Regions from separate parts of the Homo sapiens genome. Here region 1 is linked to region 2. The links are chromatin loops, found by intact Hi-C in ENCODE. Cell type or tissue: endothelial cell of umbilical vein. All regions are shown on one strand. Each heading gives the region's core, and the rest is flanking DNA. Links, peaks and the distances in the headings are about the cores only.

Region 1 (15,742 bases), core at 3,604-11,603, 63 kb before region 2:
CATTTTTTAAATGTTAAGTTTAGCCACCAAAATAGACTACAGTAGAAATAAAATGTACAGCTTCAAGCCACAATGAGAAGAAAAAATAATTTTTTAATCAGGAAGATTTTTAACTCAGGAAGATTTTTTAAATAAGGAATAGAAAAACAGTTTAAATAGAACAAAACTATAGAAATAAATCCAAATATGTCCATTAATCACAGAATATACATTTGCCCAGTAAAAGACAGATAGTGTCAGATTGTGGTGCCTGATAAGTGCCAAGCAACGCAGAAGGGGTAGCAAAGGTCAGGAGCTCATGATACAGTAAGAAGTCAGGCAATGATTACTCCATCTTTAGTACCATAAGGTTAGTCTGAGGGCAGACATCATCCCATAGTGTTACAGGAGCACTGACAAGAGGGGCACAATTCTCTCTATGAAGTCACGTGTGTTGACAGGTAGCCACTAAGTTGAGTTGCCCAGGTTAAGAAGTAGGGGAAGGCCATTAAAAAGTAGGCAAAGGACATGAACAGACACTTCTCAAAAGAAGACATTCATGAGGCCAACAAACATATGAAAAAAAAGCCCAACCTCACTGATCATTATAGAAATGCAAATCCAAACCACAATGAGATACCACCTCACACCAGTCGGAATGGTGATTATTGAAAAGTCCAGAAACAACAGATACTGCTGAGGTTGCAGAGAAAAAGGAATGCTTTTACACTGTTGGTAGAAGTGTAAATTAGTTCAACCATTGTGGAAAACAGTGTGATGATTCCTCAAAGACCTAGAGGCAGAGATACCATTTGACCCAGCAATCCCATTACTGGGTATACACCCAAAGGAATATAAATTATTTTATTATAAAGACACATACATGTGTATGTTCATTGCAGCCCTATTCACAATATCAAAGACATGGAATCAGCACAAATGCCCATCAGTGACAGACTGGATAAAGAAAATGTGGTACACATACACCATGGAATACTATGCAGCCATAAAAAGGAATGAGGTTATGTCCTGTGCAGGGACATGGATGGAGCTGGAAGTTATTGTCCTCAGCAAACTAATGCAGGAACAGAAAACCAAACACGCATATTATTACTTATGCGTGGAAGCTGAAAAATGAGAACACATGGACACAGGGAGGGGAACAACACACACTGGGGCCTGTTGGAATGGGTTGTGGGGGAGACCATTGGAAAGAATAGGTAATGGATGCTGGGCTTAATACTTAGGTGATGGAATGATCTGTGCAGCAAACCACCATGGCACAGGTTTACCCATGTAACAAACCTGTATATCCTGCACAGGTACCCCAGAACTTAAAATAAATGTTGAAGGAAAAAAGAAAAGTAGGGGAAGGACATTCTTGGCAGAAGGAACAGCCTGAGCACAAGCACAGAGGAGAGAAACAGCTTGCTGTTTTGGAGACAAGTACTATCATGTCACCAGAGGTGAGTTTTGATGATGATAAACTGATACGCTCTTACGTGCGCATGTCAGAAATTCATTTCATTCTCCATCTCAGAAGGACAGCGTTCCAGAAGATTATTCTGAGCATAGTACCTAACTCAGTGGAATCTCTCCACAGTGGAAGTCACTTTTTATTACTAAATAATGATCTTTATCTTCAAAAACTCCTGGGCCTCAAAGAGTTAGTCTAATTAGTACACATAAATTCATAAATCCAAGTTTGCAAATTGAGTGGATTTTGATGATTCATTTCTGTATCCTCTCTAACCCTTAAGACTGAAGCCACCTGTTTATCCTCTCTGTGAATTTCCTTGAAAAAATTTTTCTCTGAGCTGTTAGTGTATTTACATTTGGCTTAAGAAATTTTCTATTTTCTACCTCATTCTTGACTTATTCGTTACCTCTACATTTCTGCAATTTCTTGGAAGACAGAGCCCATGTTCATTTTATTTTGGTTACAATGCCTTGCACATAATGGCTAGGCACTTTAAGATGATGAAATAGTTGATAAAGTTTCTGCAACTATGGAGTTATTAGTAGAGAAAGCAATCAGCAGTGCTTCTAGCCCTCAGGGCCCTGGGGATGCACTGAGAAGAGTTTTTGAGTGCATTTCTTCAGGGATTATTTTTAAAGGTAGTCCTGGGCTTCTGGATCTTTGTGAAAAGGATCCCTTTGATACCTTGGCAACAATGACTGACCAGCAGTGTGAAGACTTCACATCCAGTACACAGTTTGCATTCAGACTCCTTGCATTCCACCAGATATACAAAGTTATAGGCATGGATCCATTACCACAAATGAGCCAACATTTTAACATCCATGACAACAGGAAATGAAGAAGGGATAGTGATGGAGTTGATGGATTTGAAGCTGAGGAGAAAAAAAGACAAAAAAAGATTATGATAACTTTTAAAAGGTGTCTGCAAATCTTCAGTGTTAAAAAAACAAAAAGTGCCCATTTGTTGGCTGTTTTTCATTCATAATAATGTCTACATTGAAACATTTATCAAGAATTTAAAGGATTTCATGGAAGAACCAAGTTTTTCTATGACATTAAAAAATGTACAGTGTTATGTATTATTTGAATGGAAAGACACCAAAAAAAAAAAATATGCTCCGACTAGGGGGAAAACAGTGGTTCCAATTTTTTCCCATTATTTTGATTTTATTTTCTGGTTGCCTTAGCTTCCCCACCCTATTTTTGTGTCTTCCATTAAGCAGTGCATTGTCATATTAAATCTTTACTGTATTTAATGCAGGATTTGTGCTTCAGTTGTTCTGTGTATTTTGATATTTTTATTTATAGATTTTGTTTGCTTTTTGACACGAGTTGTTAGTTTATGTTATAGATGATATCCTTTACCCCTTCTTAATATTGTACAGTACTTTTTTTGTAACGTGAGACTGAAGATTTTTTTTTTTGTTTTTCTATATGTGAAAGATTACAACTCAAAAAGTTATCCTGTCATTCGAGTGCTCAGAACGGAATGTTTCTGCAGATCTTGTGGCATTTGTCTCTAGTGTGATATAGAAAGGTGTAATTAAGACAGATTTCTGTTAATCTAATCAAGTTTGCTGTTAGTTGTGCATTAGCAGTATAAAAGCTAATATATACTATATGGTCTTGCAACAGTTTTAAAGCCTCTGCATAATTGATAGTAAAAAATGCATGACATTTTGGTCTTTAATAGACTTTTAAAATTATAATTTTAGGTTTAACATGTAGATCTTTGTACAGTTGACTTTTTGACATAGCAAGGCCAAAAGTAGCTTTCTGAATATTTTTTTCTTGTGTATAAGTGGAAACGGCATTTTTCACATATAAGTGGGCTAACCAATATTTTCAAAAGAACTTTATCATTGTGCAACTAACAACAGTAATTAGCCCTTAATTATGGTGACAGTTCCTTATTGGGGAGTGTGTGAGATTATCTAGCAACTATTACAGTATAACACAGTTAATCTTCTCCACACACCCTATTGCCCAGATAATTTACAATTCTGTTAATAGTGAGGTTGATAAAGTATTACTGATAAAAAAAAAGATTAAGAAAAAAACAGAAAATTATTTGGTGTGGCCATCTTACATGCTTATGTGTCTTCTACACAAAGCTAAATATTCTAGCAGTGATGTAATGAAAAATTACACCTTACTGTTGATGTATGTATGTTCTGGTACACAGATGTCATTTTGTTGTCACAGGACTACAGTGAAATACACAAATAAAAAATTAAATTAAAAAAAAGATCATCTGAAGGCCAGGCACGGTGGCTCACGCCTGTAATCCCAGCACTTTGGGATGCCGAGGCGGGCAGATCACGAGGTCAAGAAATCAAGACCATCCTGGCTAACATGGTGAAACCCTGTCTCTACTAAAAATACAAAAATTAGCTGGGTGTGGTGGTGTGCACCTGTAGTCCCAGCTACTCGGGAGACCGAGGCAGGAGAATCGCTTGAACCTGGGAGGCGGATGTTGTAGTGAGCTGAGATCGAGTCACTGCACTCCAACCTGGTGACAAAAGGAGACTCTGTCTCAAAAAAAAAAAAAATCTTAAAATGATATGTTGCTTATCATTAGTGATAAAATCAGATTATGCTCTTACATGAATTTTAATGGTGTTTAATTCTTCAAAGTAGATTTTTAAATGCTAAATATGTCTTTCCATATAATATTTGGAGACCTAAGAGTTGAAATAGTGGTATTTCAAGGTAGCTTGAATAAAGTGCATTGACAGACACTTCTGTAAGATGGCTTTACTTCATCCTTCTGGTATTCCCTATTGCCCAAGAAAAAAAATCTTTATGGTTCCTTTGAATTTCTTCTATTCTTCGGTTATGCTTCAGACTGAAGGCTAAATTAATTTTATTTCTAGATTCTGGATGCTTAAGATACTTCTTTTACAATTGTTTTCTATTAACAAACTTCATCCAATAACCCCAGAGATTAGGGGGAAAGGAAAACAAAGATGTACAGGGTGCCTCCTCCATGAAAGATGCTGTACTGTGTGTTTTCACATCTGTGTCTCAATCACTTCTCACAAAAGCCCTGTAAAAATAGCATTAATATTAATAATAAGAGCTGACTTTTATTGATTTCTACATAGAAGATCTCATTTGTTTGAACACTAATCTTAGGAAGTAAGGTTGATCTCCCAGTTGTACAGATGAGAAACTCTAAAGCTTATGGGAGTTAAAAACACAACTGGGAAATCATAGTATTAAGATTTAAGCTCTTATATTAATTCTTCCAATGGCTATGCTTTTAACCATGAAGCAGTACTGCTTATCTGTAAATTAGAGAGCATAATCTCCATTTTAGAGATGAGAATATATTAGGTTGGTGCAAAAGTAATTGTGTTGTTTGCCCTTGAGTGATGGCAAAACTGCAATTATTTTTGCACTAGCCTATAGGTTCAAAATGTGCTCAGATCACACATTTAATAAATAGCAGGGCCCAGATCAGATTTGAAAGTGACTACATCTAACTCCCAAATCTGAGTGCTCCACCTTGCACCACACCTTGCTGATGCAAAGAGCAAGTTTTCAAGGTGGACTACAATAAAGCTACTTTCCATTTAATTCTAGATGTGGGACTAACTTTTATATATTATACTACCAAGGCAGGGAATGAACTGGGATGAGCTGACACTTCATCATGACTAGAAAAGCCTGTCTGGCCAGGCGTGGTGGCTCATTCTTGTAATCTCAGCAATTTGGGAGGCCAAGATGGGAGGATTGTTTGAGCCCAGAAGTTTGAGGCCATCCTGGGCAACATAGCAAGACCTCATTCCTACAAAAAAAAAAAAAAATTAAAGAGTATCCAGCTGCACTGGCATATTCCTATAGTCCCAGTTACTCAGGAGGCTGAGGCAGGAGAATCACTTGAGCCCAGGGGTTTTGGGGTTGCAGTGAGCTATGATTGCACCACTATACTACAGCCCAGGCAACAAAGGGACACTGTAGGAGAGAAAGAGAGAGTAGAAAGGGAAAGGAGAGGAGAGGAGAGGGGAAGGGGGAGGGGGAGGGAAGGGGAAAGTAGGGGAGGGAAGGAGGGAAGGTAGGGGAGGGGAGGTGAAGGGGAAAGGAAAGGAAAGGAGAAAGGAAAGGAAAGGAGAAAGGAAAGGAAAGGAGAAAGGAAAGGAAAGGAGAAAGGAAAGGAAAGGAGAAAGGAAAGGAAAAGAGAAAGGAAAGGAAGGGAAGGGAAGGGAAGGAGAGAAGGGAAAGGAGAAGAGAAAGGAGAAGGGGAGGGGAGGGAAGGGAAGAAAAAGCCCGTCTGGCCCAGACACTTTTCTGAGATGGCCCAGTGGGGGAATCTTGATCCTTCCAATGGGCCAATAATGAGCATATGCTTCGGTGTGCCAAATCTGCCTGTGCCACTTTCCTCAGGACTTTTCCTACAAGACAGCAGGAAAAAAAAAATGGTGGTTTTCCTTCCTCCCTGGGTTTCTCTTTGGGTTTCCTTGGGTTTCTCTTTCACTTTTGTTTTTCTAATTTGTAACCCAACCAAGATCATGGGAGGATACACAGCACCTGTTAAAGGGACTTGGGATTTTTGTCAAACAGGCCAGGAATTCAGTACTGTCCACATGATCTTTTCTAGACTCCATTTAGTCTTCGTGTGGTCCAGCAGCATCAGCATCACCTGGGATCATATTAGGAATGCAGATTCTCAGGACCCTGCTCAGACCTACTGAATCAAACTTTGCATTTTAACAAGATCCCCAGGTGATGTGCACACACATTGGAGTTTGAGAACCCTTGCTCTAGAGCATGATAACTAACATTCCAAGCCCCAATTTTCTTGTCTGTAAAATGGGAATGATAAGCAGGGCATTTTAGAGGATAATAATAAATGCAAAGGGCCATGTACAGAAACCTGACTCACAGTAGGTATTTAATTTAAAAGATCAATTACAATTTTATGGTTATTATTATTATCCCAATTCTCTCCAGATACTATTTCATTTTTCAGAAACCTCATCTGTCTTTCCTGCTCTACTAGATATTTTCCACTAACATACAAACATATATGGGACTGTTTTCCCCATCAGAATAATACAGAGACAGAACTCCTCTCCTGATGCTACTTTGTCTCCATCATAGCCACATTTCTCTCTCTCCTTCCCTTGATATCGAAGCATCTCAAACAAGTTGTCTAGACATACTCTTCGTTCTCTCCTTCCCTTCTCTCTTGAGCCCAGTCCAAGCAGGATTTTGTCCCCAATACTCCACCAAAACAGCTTTTCTCAAGGACATCTGTGACCACCATGTTTCTGAATCCAGATTTCCTTTCTCAGTCTTCATCTCACTTATTTAGTGTATCAGCAGCACTTTTTGCCTTAAAATACATTTTCATTTTGATTCCAGGACACCACACTCACCTGACCATCCTCTTACATCCCTTGCTATTCCTTTTCAGTCTCATTTACAGGTACTTTCTCTCTTTTATACTTGTACATATGGACATGCTATAGGGCTCAGTATTTGGACCAATTTTTTTTTCTGTCTACAAATCACTCCCTGATGACCTCATTCAATCTCAATGACTTTAATTATAATATCATCTATGAGGTAATAACTTCTAAATTATATCTGTAGCTTGGAACTTTCCCCTAAACAATAAGCTCGTCTATATAACCAACTACTATCGTCTCCAGCCATCTGCATAGCTCGTTCGTTCACTTCCTTAGTCTCTTTACTTAAAAAAATCACTTTCTCATTGAGACGGGCCCTGGGCATCCTAAAATTCTAACTACCCTTCCTCCACATGAAAATACACACCTTCCTTTCCTTTTTATTTTTTCTTCCTAGCACTTATCACTATCTAATGTATTACATGTTTTAGCTTTATATGCCTTACTTATTATGTCTCCCTCCTCCCTCACTTGAATGTAAGCTCCACTAGAAAAGGATCTTTGTTTTCTTTTTTCTCTACCATATGCCCTGTGCCTAGAATAGTGCGTAGCATATAATTGTTGCTAAACAGTCACTAATCAAATGTAGGATTCCACTTTACAGCTAAAGGAACACAGGCTCAGGATGGGCGTTCCCAAGGTCACAGAGCCAGATGATGGCAAAGCTGTGAATTGAACGCTAGTGTGTCTGACACCAAATCTCCATGTCAAATACTACCTATATTTGAAAGAGTTTTTCCAGGGCCGCTTTCATTCTTCAGCTTTTGTTTTTGTAAATGATATGTTTTGTTGGACTCAGTGCTCTCCTCTTCAGCAGGACTACATTTTCTATTAAGACATGTTAACACGCCATCAAATAATTAGGAAGTATCAGATTATCTCACCTGAAGCATCGTGTTTCCAAGTAATCTGTTTCAGAGAACTTGAATCAAAGCAAAACGGGAAATGAATAATGTTTCCTTTTAATTTCTTCCTGTCACCTCTTCTTTCCTCTGCCTCAACAAACAGTACTTGGATATTCTCACAGAAACAGTATAGGAAGGGGAGGTTTATCACATTCTATGGCTCCTCTAAAAATAAGGTCTGATTTAAAACATCAGGAAACACACTTCTTTTCTCTGACTACAGAGTTAGCAGTAAATATCCTTTCCTTTTCCTGCCACTGCAGCCGCAACAATAGGACTTGTGGAAAGTGAGTCTAACTTATGCAAAAGTATTACTCCTAGCTCTGCCATTTTCCAGCAGGGCTGTCTGGATTTCTTCGAGTTTCATTTTCCCTGTATAAAGTGGGAATAATAGCATTACCTTGGAAGGTTGCTGCAAGTAAGTATTAATAAAGATAACACACACAAAAAGCTTAGGTTGAGGTTTATAAGCTGTTATAAAAGTCAACTTTCTTCTGACTTCAATGAAACCAGCTCATATTTGTAGGACTTGTTGCTGCTTATTCACTCCAGCAGTATAAAGCAGATGGATTGGGTCCCTTAGCGGGAAAAGCAAAGAACCAGCTTCCATGTAGCTGTGGGGGCGCTTGGCACATATTATCTCTAGTTCTCATAATGACACTATAAGGTGAGCAGAATTAGCTCCATCTCAGAGAGGAGGAAACTCAGGTTCAGAGATGGTAAAGAATTGGCTCTGGGTCATGGATCCAACCAGGAGCATAACAAGAATTCAAACTCAGGCCTAACTCCAAAGAGTCCATTATTTCCACCAGAGCAGCACCTCCATCATCCCTCAGGCCCAAGTAACCCCTTTCCCGGACACAATTTGCCTGTAATGGACTCTCCCAACCTTGGAAAAATAACATCACCCAAACAAGCCCAGCCGTCACTCAAACAGAAAAATGTACATCTAATTGCATTTTTTTTTTACTTTCCTAAGGCATTTCATATCCATTTTGTCCTCTCCATCCCTGATGGCACTGCCTGTTCAGATGTCTACATCTCTCACCTGAGTCATTATAATTTCTCCCTAACTCATCTCTGTGCCTCCAGTTTCCCAGCTGCATAATTTATCTTCATGTTGGTGTCAGATAGGGCTTACTGAGCACAGATGGGGCCTTCCCTGGCTCTGAATTCTTTGAAAGTTCCCAATTGCCTACAGAGTAAATCTCAAACTTCCTATCATGACGTGCAACCATCTCTCCATGGTCACTTCCTGCCACATCTACCATGTACCCTTTGCTTCTTTCATAGTGGGATCCTTATTGTTCCCCAAATATGTTGAGCTCAAGTCATGCTTGTCCGTGTAGTTCAATAAACTGAAGTGCTAGTCTCTAACCAGCAAAGTCTTTCTCATAGTCACGCTCACCTGTGCATATGGGAGTATGGTTGAAGATAGATTTTTCTGGAAGACTATTTGGCAAAAGATACCAGAATGGTTGTGAATATCTAAATCTTTATCCCTATGTTCCACTTCTAAGAATTTATCCTAAGGATAGTTCAGAGATGAATACAAATATGTTTAATGTTTGTTTATAATGCTTTCAAGTTGTATGCAATCTAAATGTCCAACCAAGGGGAATTTATTTTAAAAATATAAAAATGTATAAATTATGATACATTCATATGATAGGAGCAACTGGGTCTTTAATTGTAAATTTCAAAATGTTTAGTCCCCTGAAAATATTTCTACAGTATAAGAATGGAAAAATGTAGGTTAAAAAAAGGGTGCATACCTTATAATTCCAATTCTTCTTTTTTCCTTTTTCTTTTTTTTTTTTTTTTTTTTTTTTTTTTTTTTTTTGAGATAGAGTTTCACTCTGTTGCCCAGGCTAGAGTGTAGTGGTTTGATCTTGGCTCACTGCAACCTCCACCTCCCGGGTTCAAGCAATTCTCCTGCCTCAGCCTCCTGAGTAGCTGGGATTACAGGTTCCCGCCACCACACCTGGCTAATTTTTGTTTATTTTTTAGTAGATATGGGGTTTCACCATGTTGGTCAGGATGGTCTCAAACTCCTGACCTTGTGTTCCGCCTGCCTCTGCCTCCCAAAGTGCTGGAATTATAGGCGTGAGCCACCGTGCCCGGCCTATAATTCCAATTCTACTAAGGAAAAATATAAATACACATGTATGTGTGTATATACATGTTCGTTAAAAAGACTAGAAGTATATATGCCAAACACAAATGTTGATTATCTTTTAGTGTAGATACTGTAAGTTATTTTAATTTTATTCATTGTATTTTTTATATTTTTTAAACATGTAGTGAGCATGTATTTCTTTATATGCAAAAAAATACTTTAAAAGTTCCTATTCGTCCTTCAAACCCTACCACAAAATCCTCCTCTGAAGGCTTTCCTAATTCTCATGGTCCGAATAAATCCATCTTCCTTTCAACTTTCAGGGTAGTCTTGCTCCACTTCATCTTATAGTATAGTAGGTTATTTATATGTCTTATTTAACAACTAGACTGAGAGTGTCTGAGCACAGGCTCCAAGTCTGACTCACCTGGCACAAGTTTCACCCATTCCAGGAGGCCTTCCTCAGCAGGGACTTAATGAAATATTTACTGAAAAGGGAGACACTGATGCATCTTTATAGATGTAGCCTCATAACCGACTTATGACTGGGACTCATTTGGAACAGAAATGGGTGTGTTGTAAGAAAACATTTGGAAATTTATGCTCAGTGTTGGAATGTCAACAGTGGGGATTTTATGCTCAGTGTTAGAATGTCTGGTTTCTGATTATAATTTCCTATACCTTTGTATCTCTCTCCCATGAACACAAGTGTCTGACAACCATGAGTCCATGCTGCCCATACACTGCTGTCTTACACTGTAAGAGAGAGATGAGGGACAAGGAAATCAAGAACCATGCAGTGGTGAGTGTGGAGGAAGTTTGTATTGAGTTGAATTTGAGAGGCAAAGAGAAAGTCTTCATGAGAGCAATGGGTTGAGAGATCTTAAGAGCAAAAGAAATGAGAAATAAGTTTTTTTTCCTGATTTTTATTTTTTGGTTTAGGGTGTACATGTGCAAGTTTCTTAGATGAGTAAAATGCGTGTTCTAAGGTTTGGGATACAAATAATCCTGTCACCCAGGTAGTGTGCATAGTTAGTACTTCATAGGTAGTTTTTCAACCCTCACTCCTTCTCACTCTGCCTCAACTAATCCCCAGTGTCTATCGTTAGTACCTTTGTGTTCACATGTATCCAGTATTTAGCTCCTGCTTATAAGTGAGAACAGGTGGTATTTGGTTTTCTGTTCCTACGTTAGTTCACTTAGGATAATGGTCTCCAGCTGCATCCATGTTGCGAAAAAGCATGATTTTGTTTTTTATGGCTGTATAGTATTCCATGGCATATATGTACCACATTTTCTTTACGCAATCCACTGTTGATGGGTATCTAGGTTGATTCTATGTCTTTGCTATTGCGAATAGTGCTATGATCAACATAAGAATGCATGAGTCTTTTTGGTAAAGAGTTTATTTTCCTTTGGATATATGCCCAGTAATGGGATTGCTGGGTCAAGTGATAGTTCTGTTTTAATTTCTTTAAGAAATCTCTACACTTCTTCCCACTTTTGCTGAACTAATTTACATTCCCACCAGCACTGTATAAGAGTTCCCTTTTCTCCACAGCCTCACGGATATCTTTTATTTTATGACTTTTTGATAATAGCCATTCTGGCTGGTGTAAGATAGTATCTCATGTGGTTTTGATTTCCATTTCTCTAATGATTAGTGATGCTGACCATTTTTCATGTGTTTGTTGGCTGCTTGTATGTCTTCTTTTGAGACGTGTCTGTTCATGTCTTTTGCCCATTTTTTAATGGGGTTGTTTGATTGTTGCTTGTTGAATTGTTATATACCCTATAGATTCTAAACATTAGGCCTTTATTGGATGCATGTTTTGTAAATATTTTCTCCCATTGTGTAGGTTGTCTCTTTACTCTGTTGATAGTCTCTTTTGCTGTGCAGAAGCTCTTTAGTTTACTCAGATACCACTTGTCAATTTTTGGTTTTGTTGCAATTGCTTTTGGGGACTTCTTAGTCATAAATTATTTGCTAAGGCTAATGTCCCGAATAGTATTTCCTGGGTGTTCTTCTGGGTTTTTATAGTTCTAGGTCTTACATTTAAGTCTCTAATCCATCTTGAGTTAAATTTTGTGGATAGTGAAAGGAAGGGGTCCAGTTTCACTCTTCTGCATATGGCTAGCCAGTTATCGCAACACAGTTTATTGAATAGAAAGTTCTTCCCCCATTGTTTGTTATAAAAGGTCAGCTTTGTTGAAGATCAGGTGGTTGTGTGTAGCTTTATTGTTAGGTTCTCTATTCTATTTTGTTGATCTATGTGTCTGTTTTTGTTCCAGTACTGTGCTGCTTTGATTACTGTAGCCTTGTAGTGTAGTTTGAAGTTGGGTAGTGTGATGCCTCTGGCTTTCTTCTTTTTACATAGAATTGTTTTGCCTATTCAGGCTCTTTTTTGGTTCCATATGAATTTTAGAATAGCTTTTTTCTAATTTTGTGGAAAATGATGTTGATAAATTCAATAACATTACATCTGTAAATTGCTTTGGGCAGTAGAGCTGTTTTAACAATATTGATTCTTCTTATCCATGAACATGGAACGTTTGTCCATTTGTTTGTGTCATCTCTGATTTCATTCAGCAATGTTTTGTAGTTCTCATCATAGAGATCTTTTGCCTCCTTGGTTAGCTGTATTCCTAGGTATTTTATCCATTGTGTAGCTATTGTAATTGGAATTATGTTCCTGATTTGGCTCTCAGCTTGAACATTATTGGTGTATAGAAATGCTACTGATTTTTACACCTTGATTTTGTATCCTGAAGCTTTACTGAAATTATTTATCAGTTCCAGGAGCCCTTTGGCAGAGACTATGGGATTTTCTAAGTTTAGAATCATATCTGTAAAGAGAGATAGTTTGACTTCCTCTCTTACTATTTAGATGCCTTTTATTTCTTTCTCTTGCCTGATTGCTCTGCTAAGACTTTCAGTACTATGTCGAATAGGTGTGGTGAGAGTGGGCATTCTTGTCTTGTTCTGGTTCTCACTGGGAATAGTTCTAGCTTTTGCCTCTTCCATATGATGTCGGCTGTGGGTTTGTCATAGATGGCTCACATTACTTTGAAGTATGTTTCTTCAGCACCTAACTGGTTGAGGGTTATTAACATGAAAGGATGTTTAATTTTATTAAAAACCCTTTCTGCATCTATTGAGATGATCATGTGGTTTTTGTTTTTAATTCTGTTTATGTGGCGAATCACACTTATTGATTTGGATATGTTGAACCAACAGAAAATATAATTTTATAAAGGAATAGGAAATGAAAATTTTGCTGTGGGATATAAATTCTGTCCTCATAGATGTTTTACAAGAGATTTTAATAAATATGGAAAATGCTTGAATCCCTTTCATTTAGCAGACTGTGTTTCTTTGAATGAGATTACATGCTAGGCTATGAGAAACCTCAGCTTTTATTCACTTAGCACAAGTAGTAGGGAGACCCAGAGCTTTTCTTCCATCTTTTGAATAGCCTAATGAAATAGTAGATCAATCTACAATAAGGATCTGAGTCAGACCCAACAATGACATTTCCTCACTTTGAACTGGACTCATAGTAACTCAGCGCGACACATTTGTTCACTCATGCCAATCAGACTGATTTATATATTTCTGTACCTATGATAAGTATTTATAAAATCAAATGTATTGATCAATATATTCTGTTTGGTAGTCAAAAATAAATCTTTTAAATTCTGAAGTGTCTGGGGTTAGGAACAATACAAAAGGTAGGCCATTTGTGACAGAAAGGTTTGAAGCATGCAGGTCAGTCATTTAAATCCTACAGAAAGATGGAGCAGATCATTTACTCAAGAAGCATAGAATCTGGCTCCTATGATTATGTTTCTATGTTTATTATAAGAAAGATGGTTATACCAAGGAGAGCTTCTAACAGCCAAATAGCAGAGACACACAAAGCTGGAAGGCCCCCAAAGCCAGATCAAAACATGTTAAACCCAGATAGGGTGCCTCTAAGCAAAGATCCACTATTAACAATTAGGACAATGTCAAGTACTAATTCTATAGGGAATGACACCTAACCTATTTTTAATTTGTGTCTTTATGCATTTGCTTTTTAAATGTTTAATATTCCCACATAAGCAAGGAGATATAGTCAAGTACTGTAGGATTTAAAATAGTAATAGATAAGCAGGTAGATGATAAATCGATAGGTAGGTAGGTAGGTAGATAGGTTAAATAAGTGATCCATTCTAAAGAGTTTTACAAGCTGTTATAAAGAATAGGGTAGAGACACATGTACTGACCTAGACGATATCCAGGATATATTGCTGTGCTGGAAAAAATAAATCGCAATAAAATATGTGTAATATGATTCTATTTATGTTTTTTAAGTGCACAAAATAACACTCTACACCTCTGCAGGTAGATAGATAGAAGGAGGAATCTTATAAAATAAAAAGTTATTACATGTAACTCCTTTATACATTTGTGAAAGAAAATAAAGGTAATTATGCACAATGATATTTGATCATTTGTGACCTACAAAAGCAGTAATTTTATGTTATCTAACAACAATTACAGAGGGAAAGACATCAAAGGCTGTATCAACTAATAACCATGGTTATCTCCAGAAAGGAGACTGGGACTAAGGGTTGACACTTACGATGACATTTTGATTATCTGAATTGTCTGAATTTTTGTAATGTGAAGTATATATGTATTACTTAGATAATTATTTACATAAAGGTGAGATTTACATTTAATTATTAAAGAAGGAAAGAAGACAGGTAGACAGGCAAAAAAACATTATGTGTTCTGGAGGCTTACAAAAATTAGGGAGCAATGAGGAGAAGGGAAAAGGAGAGTTTTGAAGACAGAGACACATTGAGATAAGGAAGACTCAAGAGAATTTTAAGGCAATATTGCTATAATCATGTATGCAGTTTTTTCTCTCCACTCCCAAATATACCTCAGATGTTTTCTTGCAAGATTAAAGGATGAGGGAGCTGGAGTTAGAAATGAAGCAGCTGTGAGATCAGTGCCATGGGGTGAGTTTCAAACAAATCGTCATATGAGTCACATAAAAAATGCTAATTGTCTGCCAGAGCAAATAATTATGGTGGCAAGACAGAGTAGAAAATCAATCACACATTTTTTTATAAATGAGTTTTAAATGTGGGAAAAACCTCTATGAGGCAAAGCTGTAGTTCCAAACATCCTACTCAGTAGGGGGTCACCAACTGGACACCACAACCATTCTTTCCCAGGTCACTCTCAGGAGCCCAGAGTAGTTGTATATGTATAATCGTACATACAAAGTGCTCAGTAAGTAATCGATAGCTTGATTTTGTTCATGAGGACTTAGCTTTTAAGTTTTGTGGCGAGCTTTGAAGTGAAAATGACTTTGAAGTCAATCCCAGACACTGGGATTGGCGCCTGACATGTATCGTCTCATCCAATTCACCTGATGATCCCACAGGAGGAAAATCCTATTGTGGTTCCTAAAAGAGGAAAATGAGGCTTACAGATATCAAGTAACCTTCCCAAAGTCACACAGCAAATAAGCAGAGTGGTTGGGAATTGAATGCAGAACTGTCTAATCCAAAGTCTGGGTTCTATTTCAGAAGGAAATCAAGTTCAAGATCACCATTTCTCTACCTCCAGCCCATAAACCACTGGGGTAAATTCTGATTGTGTCATCCAGCCCTGGCCCACTCCTTTGTCCCTCTGCATCTGTGGCAGAGAATTTAGAGAGCCCTCCTATCTTGATCCAGTTAGGGAAATACCAATCTAAAGAATATAATAAATACATAGGTTTACAAGCATGTACTTGTGTGTTCATTTATCAATAAAATTTATTACATATAAGCCTGG
Region 2 (15,742 bases), core at 7,582-15,581:
AATGCTAAGTAACCAAATCCAGCAGCATATTAAAAGGATGATTATGCATCATAACAAAGTGGATTTATTCCAGTGTGCTTCAACGTCAATCAGATTAAATTAATAGAATAAAGGGGGAAAATCCTACACGATCATCTCAATATATACAGAGAAAGCATTTGACAAAAATCAAACACCCTTTCTTGTCAAAAACACACAACAAATTAGGAACAGAGGGACCATGATAAGGAGCATAAAAACCCCACAGATAACATCACACTTCATGGTGAAAGACTGTAAGTGCTCTCCCTAATAATGAGACAAGGAGGTCTAATCTCATCACTTCTATTCAACATTATATTTGAAGTTCCACACTATTTTATCAGTAAGAACATAAATAGGCCGGGTGCAATGGTTCATGCCTGTAATCTCAGCACTTTGGAAGGCCTAGGCAGGTGGATCATCTGAGGTCAGGAGTTTGATATCAGGCTGGCCAACCTGGTGAAACCCTGTCTTTACTAAAAATACAAAAATTAGCCAAGCATGGTTTCGGGCACCTGTAATCCCAATACTTGGGAGGCTGAGGCATGAGACTCACTTGAACCTGTGAGGCGGAGGTTGCAGTGAGCCAAAATCGCACCACTGCACTCCAGTCTGGGCGACAGAGACAGACTCCGTCTCAAAAAAAAAAAAACATAAATAGATGCTCAACATCATTAGTCATTAGAAAATGCAAATCAAAATCACAGTGAGATACTATTGTCCCATCAAAATAGCTATAATATTTAAATTATACTATTTTTAATAAAATGGCAGAATAAATAAAGCCATAGAGATAGAAAGATTAATGTTCCCTACTAGAAACTAGCAGGAGCAGTGAATGAGGAGTAACTGGTAAGGAGTATGGATTTTTGGGTGGGAGTGATGAAAATCCTCTGGAATTTGATAGTGGTGACAGACAACTTTGTGAATATACTGACATCTACTGAGTTGGGCACTTTAAAGTAATTTAAATGGTGAATTTTATGTTATGTAAATTTTATCTCAATTTTTTTAAAAAACATACAAACTATGGTCTCTGAACAAAATGGAATTAAATTAGAAATCAGTAACAGAGAGATATTTGGAAGCTCTCCAAATGTTTGAAACTAAATAACATACTTGACATGGTTATGGGACAAAAAAATAAATCAAAAGTGAAATCGGAAATTATTTTGAATTATATTAAAATGAAAACACAACATAACAAAATTTTTAGGTTACAGCCAAAGCAGTGCTTGTAGGGAACTTTATAGTGTCAAAATATCTATATCATTAGAAAAGAAAATATTAAAGCAATGACATCAACTTTCTCCTCTTAAATAGCACTTCCTGGAAGAGGCCTTCCCTTATACCCTTTGGGCAGGAACTCTCCCTCACCTCCAGTTCTTCTCCATACATCAACCCAGTTCATGTTTTAGGAACCTACAGAAAGAAGAGCAAATTCAAATCAAAGTAAGCTGACTACAAGAATTAATATAGATGAAAATAGAAATAAGTGAAATATAAAAAGAAAACAATATAAAAAACAAATGAAAGCAAAAGCACATTCTTTCAGAAGACCAGTAAAATTGATAAACCTCTATTTAAAGTGATGAGGGAAAAAAGACACAACTTATCTATGTTAGGTATGGGTATGTGAGATAAATATACATTCTACAGATACTACGAGGATAATAAGAAAATTTCATTTTTAACATTATATCCATTTTTTATTTAAAACTCTCAGAAAGCTAGGAATAAAAGGGAATTCTTCAATCTGATGGAGGTCATGTACAAAACATTTAGAGATAATTTCAGACATAACAGTGAAACAATGAGTGTTTTTTCTCTAAGATTAAGAACAAGGCAAGGATATCCTCTCTTATATTACTTCTAGTCCATTTTTACTGGAGGTTATAGCCTTCTAGCCAGAGCAAGAAAGCTAGAAAAAGGAAAAAAAAAAAAAAAAAAGGCATCTAGACAGAAAAGGAAGAGGTAGAATGTCATTATTTGCATACATAATTTATTTGCATACGTCCATTCCATTCCATATCCCAACCTGTCAGAGTTTAGTTATCTTTATTCTGCAGGCTGGGATCTGGGATGGAATGGAAGCTCTTCAGCCCCAAGGGCATCCTACAGACACAGTGCCTCTGCACAAGGCATGTACAACCCTAGGCCACAGTTACTACGGAGGCCGGATACCGCTTTAGAAGATAATCTTTATCTAAGGATAAAACCTGCCTTAACAACTGGCTAATGAGCTTGAACCTGGAAAATCAGAGGTAAGAGAGAAATGGATAACAGGAAAGGAATTTGAATGGCAATAGCCGGAAACAAGGAAGAACCCTTGGACAGGTGAAGCAATGGCAGCTGAAAGAGGGCATGACATGCTGAGTGAACACATTGGAAGAGACTGGAGCAAAATGATAGGACCACCCTGGGCCCCAGCTCTGGCTTTTACCATAGAGCTATTTGATCTTAGGCAATTACTTTAAACTTTCCTTCTTGTCTGAGAAATAGGAATGAACACACAACCTACTTCACCTGGCTGGCTCCCTCTTGTCATTCAGGTCTCCTCTTAAACATCACTTTCTCAAAGAGGCCTTCCCTTATCCCCCTTCTGCAGGAAGCCTCCCCACCTCTCAGATCCTCTCCATCATATCAAATCAGTTCACTGTTTTTCATAGCATTAACATAATCTGAAATTAATTTGTTTATGTATTTGTTTATCATCTGGGGTGGATCTTTGAGGTGAGTTAATAAAGGTATTACTTAACCAAGCAGATTGTTGGCTTTGAAAATAGGATTGTTTTGGCCGGGCGCAGTGGCTCACGCCTGTAATCCCAGCACTTTGGGAGGCCAAGGCAGGCAGATCACCTGAGATCAGGAGTTCAAGACCAACCTGGCCAACATGGTGAAACCCCATCTTTACTAAAAATACAGAAATTAGTAGGGCATGGTGGTCCATGTCTGTAATCCCAGCTACTTGGGAGGCTAGGCAGGAGAATTGCTTGAACCCAGAAGGCAGAGGTTGCAGTGAGCCAAGATCGCGACACTGCACTCCAGCCTGGTTGACGGAGTAAGACTCCATCTCAAAAAAAAAAAAAAAAAAAAAAAAAAAAAGAAAAGAAAAGAAGGTTGTTTTAAGGATGAAAAGGAATCATATGTGCAAAGCATTTAGCACAATACCTATGAGCTATAGTCAGTAATTGTTCTATAATAGCCATTATTATCATTATTCTTGTCACTGTTACCATGATTATTTATTATCACACTGTAGGTGCTCATTAAGGTGTTGGTTGAATTGAAGTGCTGAGCATTAGGCCAGGGAGGCAACATAGAGTAGTTTTGAATGGCCTGATGTGCTGGGCTCTGTGCTGGTAACACGGTCAAAGCCCTCAACCAGAGCAGCCCACTAGGAGGGTCAAACCAGAAAAAAGTCCCAACCTTGGACAACCAGACCACAGCTCCTGGCTAGATGCACAGCTGGCTGGCTGCACAGCTACCAGGTCTGAAACCCACCTCTGCAGTCCCTTTCTCGTCCCTCTTCATTGCCCTTCAGGAGGTCTCCTCCCCATCTGACCAGAATAATGTATGTTATACCTGCACTGTATACAAATTTTTTTTTTGCAAACTTTTTTCATTTATGGTCCACTTTTTTCTTTCATCGATGAATACTAGTCCTTCTATCCAATCTCATACCATCCCCGTGAGCAAGTCTAGTAGTGGGTTATATGGGAAAAGCTGCCTATGGTCATATCCCTTTGAATGGGTTGATTCACAGTCTAGCTTCTTGTTATGAAAATATAATCTGTGCTTGTAGCAACTCACCTTTTCCTTGCAGAAAATGGAACAAGTTCTCAAAGACAAAACTCTTCTAAGCAAACTTTGATTCATTTTTCTATGAGATCATGAGAAGAAGATGTGACAAAGAAAAACTGAGCTCCTGAGGGGATGGCAGAGTCCAGTGATGACAACTGATAAGGGCAGGTTCCAAAAGGGTGTGCCTGGTGTGTACCATGGTTCTGCCACTTACTAGCTAAAAGATATGAGATGAGTTTCTGAATGTCTCTGTGTCATTCATGGGTTGCTGTTAGGAATTAAATGAGTTACTGGATGTAAAATGAGTTGAGAGAATCTCGTACCTAGTAAGCATTTGATAAATGTCAGCCAAGAACAAAACAAAAGAACAAGGCAGAAAAGAGACACAGCTGGAAACAAACACTGAGACAGGAAAAATACCAAGAGGTGTCAAGATGTGACAAATGGAAAGTTAGCCCAACAGAGGAAGTCAAGGTGTGTATTAGAAAGCTGCTAGCATCCGCCGGGACCTCAAACCCATGGAGAACACAATGTGGCACTATAGGACCCATTACCCATAAGAGGTCTGTTAGGAAATAAGGATATACCCTCCATGGGAAGGATGGGATTGAGATAAAGTTTGGGCTTCCAATTAGGCTTTGGTTCAAAGTCTTTTTTATGAGACTTGAGATGTCTTTAGCAAACATTTGGAATAAAGTCTGTATTTGAATTGCTATAAAACAGCACTTGCTCACCTTGGGTAATAGGAGGTCAAGATGGGGTTGGCTGGTACTAAATAATGTCAGAATGCTCATTTTGTTCTCCACATTGGCCCCTAACAACCACACATAGTCAGTTTGCCTTCCTGGCCTGTGGGGCACCACAGCCTCTGGCTGTCAATTAGGATGTGGCTATTCATTGTCCACTGATGACAACCACAAAAAACCTCCTATAGAGGTTTGTGCTAAGGGGCTTCCTCCTACAACCTAAATGCAAAAGGACACCACAGAACCCTCAGGTTTTAACCAATGTCCTCTTTACATACAAGAACCAGAAAGGTATTTAACCAGCCCAAGAAGAGGAATCTATTAGAAAGTCATGGAACCCAAAGGCAAAAAGTGTAGCAGGTTTAGGGTCGAGAACCTGGGCCTATAGAGCTTCCAGAAACCAGGTCAGTGGTCTGCTCCCAGAACTGCCATTGCCCTTTCCACTCCTTCTAGGGGTATGTGTCTCTCATTTCCCACTCCCTGAAAATCTGCTCATCCTCCTTTCATTCTATGTACAGATGGGCTTTCTTGGCATCATTATTCACACAGTACGAATGGCAGCCCCAAAATGGTCACCTGGATCTGCTGGTTTACATATCCTAAATTCCTGGAAAATAGCCTAATTCTTCCCAGGTGGATCAGATTTCCAACTTTGGTACAGAAAGCTGTGGCCATGATGTAGGGATCATATAGTATAACAATAGATACAGGGACCCAATCTGTGTTTGTGTGTGTACATAGTGGGAGTTGAGGAAGTTCTTAAAGAAAGGGGTATGGGTTTTGCAGGCTCCCAGACATGCCTTCCTACCAGAGGCTTTCTCTGGTAGGTCAGGAGAATGGATGAGCAAAGGATGGATTATAGACTGGTGTGTGTATGTGTGTGTGTGTGTGTGTGTGTGTGTGTGTGTGTTTTCATGGTAAATTGACTTCAAAGCTAAAACTCAGAACATGAGGTCCTAGATTAATTTATCATCACCATCAACATTTGGTCTAATTGACGTACTATATACTACACATATTTAAAGTATACGATTTGATAATTGTTGGTATTTGTATACACCTGTGAAACCATCCCCACAATCAAGATAGTGAACATATCCCTCATTACTAAATGTTTTCTCATACCCGTTTGGTAATTTATGTTTGCTGCCCCTCCCTTCATCAAACTACTGATCTACTTTCTGTCCCCATGAATTCATTTGCATTTTCTGGAGTTTTATAGGATTGAACTATATTGAACTATATGGTAAATAATCTTTTTTGTCTGGCTTCTTTTACTCAGCATAATTAGGACACAACCTTATTGCTGCATGTATTAATCATCTTTTTCTGTTTATTGCTGAGTCATAGTCCGTTGTGTGAATGCTTTTTTAAACATTTTTTAAACAAAGCTTTTCAGAGTTCGCAGAAATAAAAAAAAATGTTCACACTATGAACCCACAAAAGTATGTGGCAGGGTGGATCTTAGCAAAATTTGAAATAAACACTTCACTCAAGTTGCTACAAGTCGGCGGAGCTATTTATGTTGGGTTTAGGCAAATGATTAGCAAAGAATATTGATAGCAGCAATTTCTAAGTAGTGTCCCATAACTGCCTTCTTGATACTCACTCAGCAAGAGACAGTATGTAACTTGTTCAGGGTCACAGAGTTTATAAGCAGTGGAGCCAGGATTGGAATCCAGGCAGAACTTGCCACGGTCGCCTAACTGGAATCACTGTCACTGTTCACTGCTGCCAGTTACCTTCTTGAACCAGATCTAATGTCACTCCCTTGCTTGAAATCTGTGGACCACCCTCCCCACTCCCTCAATAGCCCAAGTCCAGGTTTCAATGCATTTATCCGTCTATTCATTATAAATCGACAAATAACAAGAAGCTCTAACATTTGTTTCAAAGCAATTTTACATACAATCTCTCAAAAACCCTGGGACATAAGCAGGTGAGTCAACAGTTCTAAAAAGTTTCAATAGCTTGTGAAGAGGCAAGACAGCAAATGTTTGTTGCTGGGACCCAATTCCAGGCTGTAACTGCCTTGTTAGACATGTACCTTGAATACCTTGAGTGTCGGACACATTTCTTCCTTGCTTATTCAGTGCTCAGAGCTTCCTGCCATGTTTCAGGAATGTCAAGTTCTTTGATCTCTCTCTAATTTTGCAACTGCTGTTTCTTCTGCCAGGTATGCCCTGTACCCTGCTTAGTGAAGACACAAATCCTTCATGATTTAGCTCAAATGTCCCATCTCTTTTTGAACTCCCTTAACAACCTGTTAACATCCTCCATTACAGCACTGGCCACATTAGATTAAATGCATTTGCTTGCCTGACTCTCTTTCCCAGTAGAGTGTGACTTCCTCTAGAACAGAGATTTATGAGTGGTGATCATGGCCTGAGTTAGAAATCTGGAACTGACTAGTGATGGAAGATGGAGAAGAACAAGAAGGAATGTTTGAGAAATGCATGATTAATGGCTAAGGTGTGTTTCTAGTTCTTCCAGGATTCATGCAACACTGAACCAATGTTTATTAAGAACTAGGCATAGTACTACAGGCAGAAATAAATGGTAGATAGGAAAAAAATAGTTGTGTGTTTATGTTTATGTATGTGAAGAGAGAGAGAAGAGGAGGCATAGTGTGTGTATACACATCTAGTACAAATATAGCAGGTTTGTACATGTTTACATATATAGTGTGTGTACATATAATGTGTACACATATATACTATACAGTGTGCTTATATATGTGTGCATATATACAGCATATGTATATAGTGTTTAAATACATCTATGTGTACATATAATAGCATGTAGTCATAGAGTTTGTGTGTATAGTGTGTACATATATAGCGTGTCTACATGTTACATGCATATGCACATATACATGGTGTATGTGAATATACATGCGTATACACATTGTGCTTATTTACTAGAATGCAATGCAGTAGGACATTTATAGACTACATTAGGAGATGGTAGGGAGGATATTAATTATAAACAATACAGGTATTTTTTAGTAAAATGAGGAGCACCTTGAGGCTTGCCTCCCTATTGTGGTGAAAGAAGAGCCATTGAAGAGAGAAGGAACAGCTGGAGAATGAGGATGGAAAGGAGTTGAGAGAAACCTCACTAAAGCAAAGCAAGAACCACATTCCAAGATGAGCTGGTTTGTAAATAAAATTCCTCTAAAAAAAAAAAAGAAGAAGAAGAAAAGAAAGCCAAGGAAATGGAACACCAAGCAGGGAAAAGTCACTGGATTTGAGAATTAGGAAATTAGTAGGCAACCCAGAGCAAAAGTTTCCAGAGGAATGGGAGTAGAATGACTCAGAGGTAAAGAAGTAGAATCAAACAAACATAGACTTCTTTCTCTTTATAAAACTTTTGCCTTGAAAGGATGGTGGGAGAAGTAGCTTGTGATGGAAGCAGAACCAACAACTTGGCTTTATTTGATTCCCCGGAATATGAGCGAGCACAAGCATGTTTGTGAACAAAAAGCTTTGACCATTCTGAACTGCAGTCCTAGCACTCACACTGGGAAGCATCAGTCACAGCAAACACGACTACAGCCAGGATTTCGGATTCATCTAGCACTTTGCGTCTAGTAACTCAAAAATCCCTCACAACAACTCAGCAAGGAACAGTCTATGATCAACAGATAAGGAAGCTAAGGCAGAGAGGTTAAGTACCTTATCCAAAGCCACTCAGCTAGTAAGTCCCAGAACCCAGATTCCCACCCAGGTAATCTGGCTGCAATAGTTGCGTTTGTAGCACAGGTGCAATGAAGGATGCAGAAAACAGTCCTTGACCTGCCTCCTGCTCTCCCAGGGCTTGCTTAGACTGGCCTTGCTCTACCTCCCCTGGCTTTCTCCCCTACCCAGGCAGAGGCTTTGGCAGCCATGTGGAAGTGAAGTAGTGGGCCAGGGTAACACTGTTTTAGGGGTAGTAACAAAGGAGGAACAACAGAGGGAGGCCATTTGTTGGTGTTGCAGGGTTTGCAGCTCTCTGGCAGTTATCAGAAGAGAAGCACAGTATACACCACCAGACCTAAGTTTAGTAGAACTGGCTCCCACTCCTCCTATTTTGTAATCTGGAAAAAAGTACTTAACCTGTGTGGGTACCAATCCTCTATCCATAACAGAGGTGATGATGATAATAGTAACTATTCTACATCCCTATGGTGTTGTTGTAAGGAGCAAGTGAGAAATTGTGTGACAGCGCATGCGCATATGAACTTTTTCTTTACTATTTTTATTAACAGGTTCTCAAGCTATCTGAAAAATTGCTCATCCTTTCCACTTCCGCGGTTCTACCTCCCAAGGCATTAAAAACTGTTAAGACATTCGATTGTAAGAAAGTATTTCTAAATCCAAATTGTGCACTTTCCATGTGTATAATTTGCCCAAAATCTAAAATTACCTTATGCAGTGATGCAACATGATACATTTTTACAATTCTCTGAGGATACGCTGTGATAAATTGTTATTATCCATGATTTACAGGGCAGCTTTGGAGTGCCTACAGCTGCTTACAACTCATAGTTGCACCATAGATTCCACACCTGCCTGTTTATCCGTCTCTTCTTACTCCAGGTGCCACGTGCATCATGATAATAATATACTACCGTCAATGTAGCATTTTCTCCTCACATCTCACTTCCTCTTTTCATGGATTTCACTTTTATAAATCAATATCATCTTTAAATCCCAGCCTGGTCCTGATACAGACAGAGGAGGAGGTAACTTCAGTCAAGAAGCTAAAGGAACACACACGTTGAAGGGAACATGGGAAAACTGGCTGTGAGCTTCCACATTCTGGGGCATTCTGCCAAACATTTGGAGGGCCTAACCATATTTCTTGGGAGTCTCATTTGGCAGACCGTGGAGACCAGGTCTCTAAATGGATGCTTTACCTTTAAACATGACAGTTTGGTTCAAATATAATGAGCCAAGAATTACACACAAAGCTGCCATTCTTTATATTGTGTCTAAATTGTCTTGATTTTTAACTCTACACTATATATATTCCAAAAACAAAACTAAAATGAATAGGCAGGAGTTAGATGGGGTGAGTGATGGGTGATGGGTGTGTGGTTAATAATAGGAATATTTACTGTCATCTGCAAGAACATCTGGGACACCTCCTCCTTTTCCACATGAGGAATCAGGGATCCAGGGCCAAATTTCACTTTATCTTTCTTTTAGAAAGGGCTGTACCTGCTGCATGTATGTTTTAATTAAGAAAACTGAATATACAGAAATTCCAGATTTCAGAAGCAATGCTTTGATGTTCATTTGCAGTAGCTATGGATGGATTCATGAAAACAGGGGCTTCCTCAGAATCCCCTTGCACATCTATCAGCCACTCTAGTGTATACTATTGACTCACCAGTTTTGCAAAGCAAGGCACGCCTCCAATTCTGTTCTTCCCCTAATCCATTCCCACAAATAATAAAATGATTGACTGCTCAGCGTTAATCTTTCTATGAAACTTTACAGAGTAATCCTATCATTTGCCTGTTATACAGAAATCAGCTGAAAAGCATTAAGAATATTAGCGTGTTTTTCCTCCATGAAATTGCTAGAGCACAACAAACAGAGCCCCTTCTCCTGCCTCCTTTTCTCTAACAACCCCCAACAGAACACCCTACACCCAGATTCCTCTCTTTCCATGGTGAGGCTGATGGAGGCTTAGAAGGACACTTGGTATGCCCGCTCCCTCTTCCCTTTTTTATCAGTCAAAATACCAGTGAAACGGAAGTCAATACTTATTTGATTCATGGTTTTTTTTCCTTTTTAAAGCACGAATAACATTTCTTTCAAAATAAATATACAGTTCTATAAAAAAATATAAGAAGGTACTATAATTCTTGGTCACTGTCCAGCAGAAACATGTTTGATTGCTTTTAGAGTCAGAAGTCAACACCATCCACAAAAATACATTCTTTTAGCCAGGTTTTAGAACACTTTGAAACATAGAAAATTCCTTATTCTACAAACAAGTCCTTTTAGAGATATTCTAAATATGCCAGTGATGAATGTCTAATTCATATGCAGGATTCAAGGCTATTGAGGTGAGCTAGACTAAGAATACCAAGAACACAAAATTGTATTGATACACAAACAGTATGTAAATTACTTTGTCAGATTACAAAAATGCATCAGATTTTATCTATGGTTTTCATAGATAAACATAAAGCAATAAGTTAGTTGCTTTAAAAAAATATATAGCTCAGGTGTTTCTCTTCATTCAAGTGTGAAAGGCACAGCAGTCCCGAGTCTTAGGGGCACCCACCGCAGCCACATCACCGCGCTGGGACAGATGCAGTCCGCAGCGTTCCCAGTATTTTGTCCCAGTGTGTAAAGTACGGAGCGAAGTTGCAGTTAAAGTGAGAGTGATGCAGGTCGTGGTGCACCACACCCCCGTACCACCCGAAGGGCACCAGTCTGTGAGTGGACCAAGGGAAGTTGTAGCCGGAGTGGTCCTCCACGGAAAGCCAGATGTTGACCACGTGGAAGGTCAGGGTGGTGAGCGGGTGGCACCCGAGCAGTGTGACGTTCATCATGTCGAAGAAGCCCAAAGAAAACAGTTCCCAGACGCTCATATACTGCGTTGCCAGCGCGAACGAGGACGAGTTCTGGTGGTGCACCTTGTGGAAGGTGCGGTACAGCCAGGGCACCTTGTGGTGCAGCAGGTGCCACACGAAGAACTCCATGTCGAAGAGTAGCAGGCAGAACAGGATGTGGTGCAGCAGCAGGAGCAGCTCGGGAGCTTCGTGGGGCAGGAGGGCCGGGCTGCGGGCCCAATGCAGCAGCGTCACGGGGAACACAAACATCACATGCTGGTAGAGGGTCTGCCCCAGGCAAGGTAGCAGCTGCTGCGCGGATGGCGAGAAGTCAGGGTGGATCTTGTAGCGCCGCAGGGCGGGCACCCAGGAGCACAGGATATCCAGGACCACGAAGGGCAGGCAAAAGCCCACGTATGTGGTGATGGAGAAGATGACCGGGAAGAAGGGCGACTGTAGGAGGGCCTCCCAGCTCCTCAGGTGGTCCCAGAGGGGCTGCAGGAACAGCTGCCCGGAGCTGCAAAGGACCTGGGGGTCGGAGCAGTTGTGGCAGCTCATTGCGAGGCTGTGCAAGGCAGCTGAGGCTGCTGCTCGAGTCCCATCGACTTTTCACAGGACTCACGGCCCCGCCCCGAGTGATGTCAGCTGCCTTTCCATCCCTTTCCCGGCGATGCGAAGCTTGAATAAGCTAGCAACCCGGCAGAGTGGCCCTTCATTGCTGTAAATGTGCTCATCTATAGCCGCATCTTACCGGCTTTTAGATATGCGTGTATGCAGTGGCACTTCGTACTTTTCATGTAAGTTCTGATTTTTCAGTTGACGTACAATTAACACGGGACACAATGTACAGATCTACCGTGTGGAGTTTCTATGAGTTTGGCAACTCAGTTCACGTGTGTCATCACGGGTCTCAAACTAGACCGTTTACATTGCCACCAGAAAGCGCTCCTTTGCAATCAATGCAGAATTGTTTGTGTTTTTTAATGCATACGTATAACTGCATCCATGTGCTTTCATAAAGACGCAAGCATAATCGCATTTTAAAAACTGTTTAAAGCTACATGCGGTCTGTAGCTCGGGTGTTTTCTGAGAACCCGGTTGCGGTCTATCCAGCGGCGATCGAGAAACGAGCCCTTTGCACAGGGAACCGCTGGTCCCCGAACGCCGGCGGTGACCGTCAGCTCAGGAAATCAGACGGGAAGGGTGGCCGGATGGGAACCTCCGCCAGCTCCAGCTTGTCCCCAGAGTTTTCCTGGCCGGCGGGCAGCAAGCTAGAGAGACCACGCACGCAGGCTCTCCGGGAGAGGCCGCAGCCCGGCCGCGTAGCTACCCTCGGCGGCGCGTCCCGGGGCGCCGGGCCCGCGATCGGAGCCGGAGGCACCGCACAGCGGAAAGAGGGCTCCGCGGCGGCCAGGCTCAGCTTTGCCGGGAAAATGCTGGATTTAACTCCCAGTCTGCGCCAATCTGGCTAAAAAGCCCGTTGTATCTCAATTTGGGGCGGGAACACTTAATTCAGCAAACCACCTGCGTTGTTCGTCAAGGGAAAGAGATGTGAGTTCCTGAAGCCTCCCGGGAGGCTATTGAAGGACCAGGTGATGTCGTCACTACCCTACCCTTCCCCTTGTTGGCTTTGCGGGGCCAACTTGCAGTCGCCCTCTGCCACCGGTCCTTGAATCCACTCCGGGCCCACGGAGCCCGGCTAGGGGGCTAGTCTCTATCCCCTGCGTTTCTCCGCCACCCATCTGGGGTCCTCGGGCCAGGGGCCACCGAGCACAAGGAGGTCGGTACTAGGAGAGCTCTTGAGAGACCCTGGGAACAGCACAAAAATCCTCGCGTTCAACCCGGGGTCTGACACATGACACGATACAAGGGCCCCTTAGGGGATAGACGTTTTAGACACCAGCTTTGAAGCCAGGGAGCACTCCTAATTCTTGCTTAGTGTCTTGTATCTATGTGGTTGTGTCCAGCCCTTTACTCCTTGAAGCTTGCATTTTCTTATCCCCCCGATTCCCCACAAAGGGAAATTGGAGTATTAAATGGAAAAATAATAAGTCTACCGTGTAAAGCCCACCTACTAGGTGCCACGCATTGGCTAAATGTTTTATCTGAATTGATTTTATCCAATCCTCAAAAAAGCTGGCTTCCTCACCCTGCCAAGAAGTAGGATTATTATTATTGCTGTGGGTTTACAGCAGTAAAATCATAGGTCCTAGCACACAGCAAACACACCAAGTAATATGCATGGTATTTTAAATTTGTACTCCACACGTTACCTAAAGAATAACTGAGAAATTTGAAATTAAAATCAAGTAAGATTATGTAAAGAGAAATAAAAGATATAACGCCATCTATTATGAGGAAAGAACAAGTACTACAAAAATATGGACCAATATATGGGCCTAAAACTAAGATCATATATGGTATATATGCATACATATGATATATATAATATGCCAATTCATAATATGTAATATATAAGATATAGATACATATAATAGGCCAATTTGTAATTCAGAATCTCCTAACTGGTGTGTGTCCACTAACTGCCACTGATGGAATACTGACATTCCTTAGATGCTCATTCCCAGGAGCCCTCAGCAGTAGCCTCTAGCCCTACAGCAGCCTTTTTATTTAACCCAGGGTACTATGAAAACATTATTATATTCTGCTGACATATTTGCTGTTGATGAGATAAAGGTTCAGAAGCAGTGTTGAGTTTCTTGACAGCCAATACAAAAAGGGAACAAGGGTGAATTTTTCTAATGCTGCTGCTTTGATTTCTAGATGATAGCAGAAAATAGGTATAATGTAGGCCCCTAGTTGCTTCCAGTTAAACAACCTGTCCTTCCAAGGCTCTCCACCTCTACCGCCCATGCGCCCCCACCCCCCACAACATCTCCTCCCTTCCCCAGTGTTGTTTTCACTTCACTTTTAGGGTAAACCAGAAACTTTTCTTCTCATTCCGGCTAGACGTGGTCTTGTCCTTGATGCAGTGTTTCAGAGAAGAGCGTCCTTCTCACTGCTCCAAACGGACCATTAGAGCTCACTTTCTCAACATTAAAATTGGATTTCTGCTCATAAGTAAAATATCACTCAAATTTACCCTCAACAGAAGTTAGCCCTCAAATTTCCTTTCAGCACACATTGTCCTTTTCTTGTGGTCTCAGTTATCATGCTTGGGTGCTCTGGTTGCGAGAGCAAGAAAGATTTTTTTTTTAAGTGAGTGGCATTAGCAGGTTTGCTTAATTTGGATTTAGCTGCTAGATTTGCTGTCAAGACTGTCTCCTTTGAGTCCCCAGCCCCAACCAACCCATTCATTTTCTGCTTTGGTGTATCCACCGTCTATCGCTGTTAGAATAATGTCCATGTGCCAATTACAGAAGGCCGTGGGCAGCAAAACTTGAGAGCGCTGGCTTCAGCCTGCTTTGTCCATACTCTCCCCCGTGACTTTGTGGCACTTTGAAGGATAGCAACTAGCTTCTCTGCCATCTCTGCACTTGCAGCTGACCAGGACAGAAGTTTTTGTCTAACATACAAATGCAACCATCCCAGGGAAATTGATGAATTACAGTCCTGTTAGTTCTCCACTCTATATCATGTGGAATGCTGAACAATATGTCAGGTAACCAAAAACAGCATCACTTAATGGACCAAAATAAAATTGAACACTATCAAGTGCTGACTAAGGTGGTATCATTTCTTGAATTTGGCACATGCGCACCTTTAAACAGTTTTTATTTGCACAAAAATGTAATAGCTTGCTAGATGAATAGGTCTTTTTAGAGCACAGGGTGTATCTTCTAGGACTTCTTCTCACAGTGCCAAGCATTGCATCTTGTATGTAATGAGTGTTCAAAAGATATTTGTGGACTCAAGATTCATTTTAAAGGACATTAGCTCTAAATTGAGGCTAAAAAACAAATCTTTTTTTTTTTTCTGGAGTACTGCTTGATGTAGTTTGGATCTACCCACCTGTAAAGATGGTTTTCCCTAAAACGGGGTGTTTTCTGATTAGAACTTTGGCCACACCATTTCTTGTCCAATTGATGGTTTTCCGCAAAAGGGGGTGTTTTCTGACAGGTAGCATTAGAACTTTGGCCACGCCATCTCTTCTCCAGTTGATCATGGCTTCCTGCATATGGTTTTTATCTTAGTATGGTTTTTCTGGCGGAGTTGGAGGACAGGAATCTTTTATTTTCTGCTTATCACAGGGGTCAAATCACTTTTCTGAGAGTACAACAGTCAAGTTTGTGCACACTCATCACAATCTCAAAGTTATGTGGCACCAACTTACCAAAAGACTGTGGATGCTGCTCCCCTTCCCCCAGCAAATAGAACATGTAGTTAGCAAAGCCTGCCATCAATCACATAATCCCTTTTTTAAATGACCTTTATGAATTTCTTTTTCTTTCTCAAATTAGGTAAGGCCATTTGGGCATCTGTTTAATCAAAACTGTTCCTGGCTATTAGAGATGTGTAGTGTTGTGTAACAGGGAAGACTCATAGAGGTGGAATGATCTCGAATATCAAAATCTAATCCTTCATTTTAAAGACTGAAGATTAAAAATTCAGTCTCAGAAAAGTCAAGACAAGGCTAGCTAGGGATAAAAAGCAAGTT

What was found. A loop is a pair of places that touch in the nucleus more often than their neighbours do. Peaks named below come from ENCODE experiments on the same cell type or tissue, not always from the same donor. Only the 100,000 strongest peaks of a DNase experiment are listed, where the experiment ranks them.
Region 1: a loop joins it to region 2, with 2.8 times the contacts of the local background. A loop is called at or near these places in 3 of 110 quality-filtered maps.

The regions. Positions count from the first base shown.
Region 1 is chr10:89,137,074-89,152,815 of GRCh38, forward strand. It overlaps the pseudogene LOC100289238. Among named protein-coding and RNA genes, the nearest start is that of CH25H, 62 kb to the right of the region's middle. In endothelial cell of umbilical vein, for the core only: no CTCF peak of the experiment used is centred there; a DNase peak (open chromatin) is centred at 7,898; H3K27ac peaks cover 792 bases.
Region 2 is chr10:89,195,611-89,211,352 of GRCh38, forward strand. It overlaps CH25H (cholesterol 25-hydroxylase), which reads right to left and starts at 11,707. Exons shown (of 1, transcript NM_003956.4): 1 at 10,019-11,707. The coding sequence starts at 11,682. The coding sequence ends at 10,864. It overlaps LOC105378418 (a long non-coding RNA gene), which reads left to right. Exons shown (of 4, transcript XR_946180.4): 4 at 8,821-8,889. RefSeq lists enhancers at 6,048-6,217, 11,479-11,548. In endothelial cell of umbilical vein, for the core only: no CTCF peak of the experiment used is centred there; a DNase peak (open chromatin) is centred at 11,961; H3K4me3 peaks cover 1,651 bases; H3K27ac peaks cover 746 bases; H3K27me3 peaks cover 1,621 bases.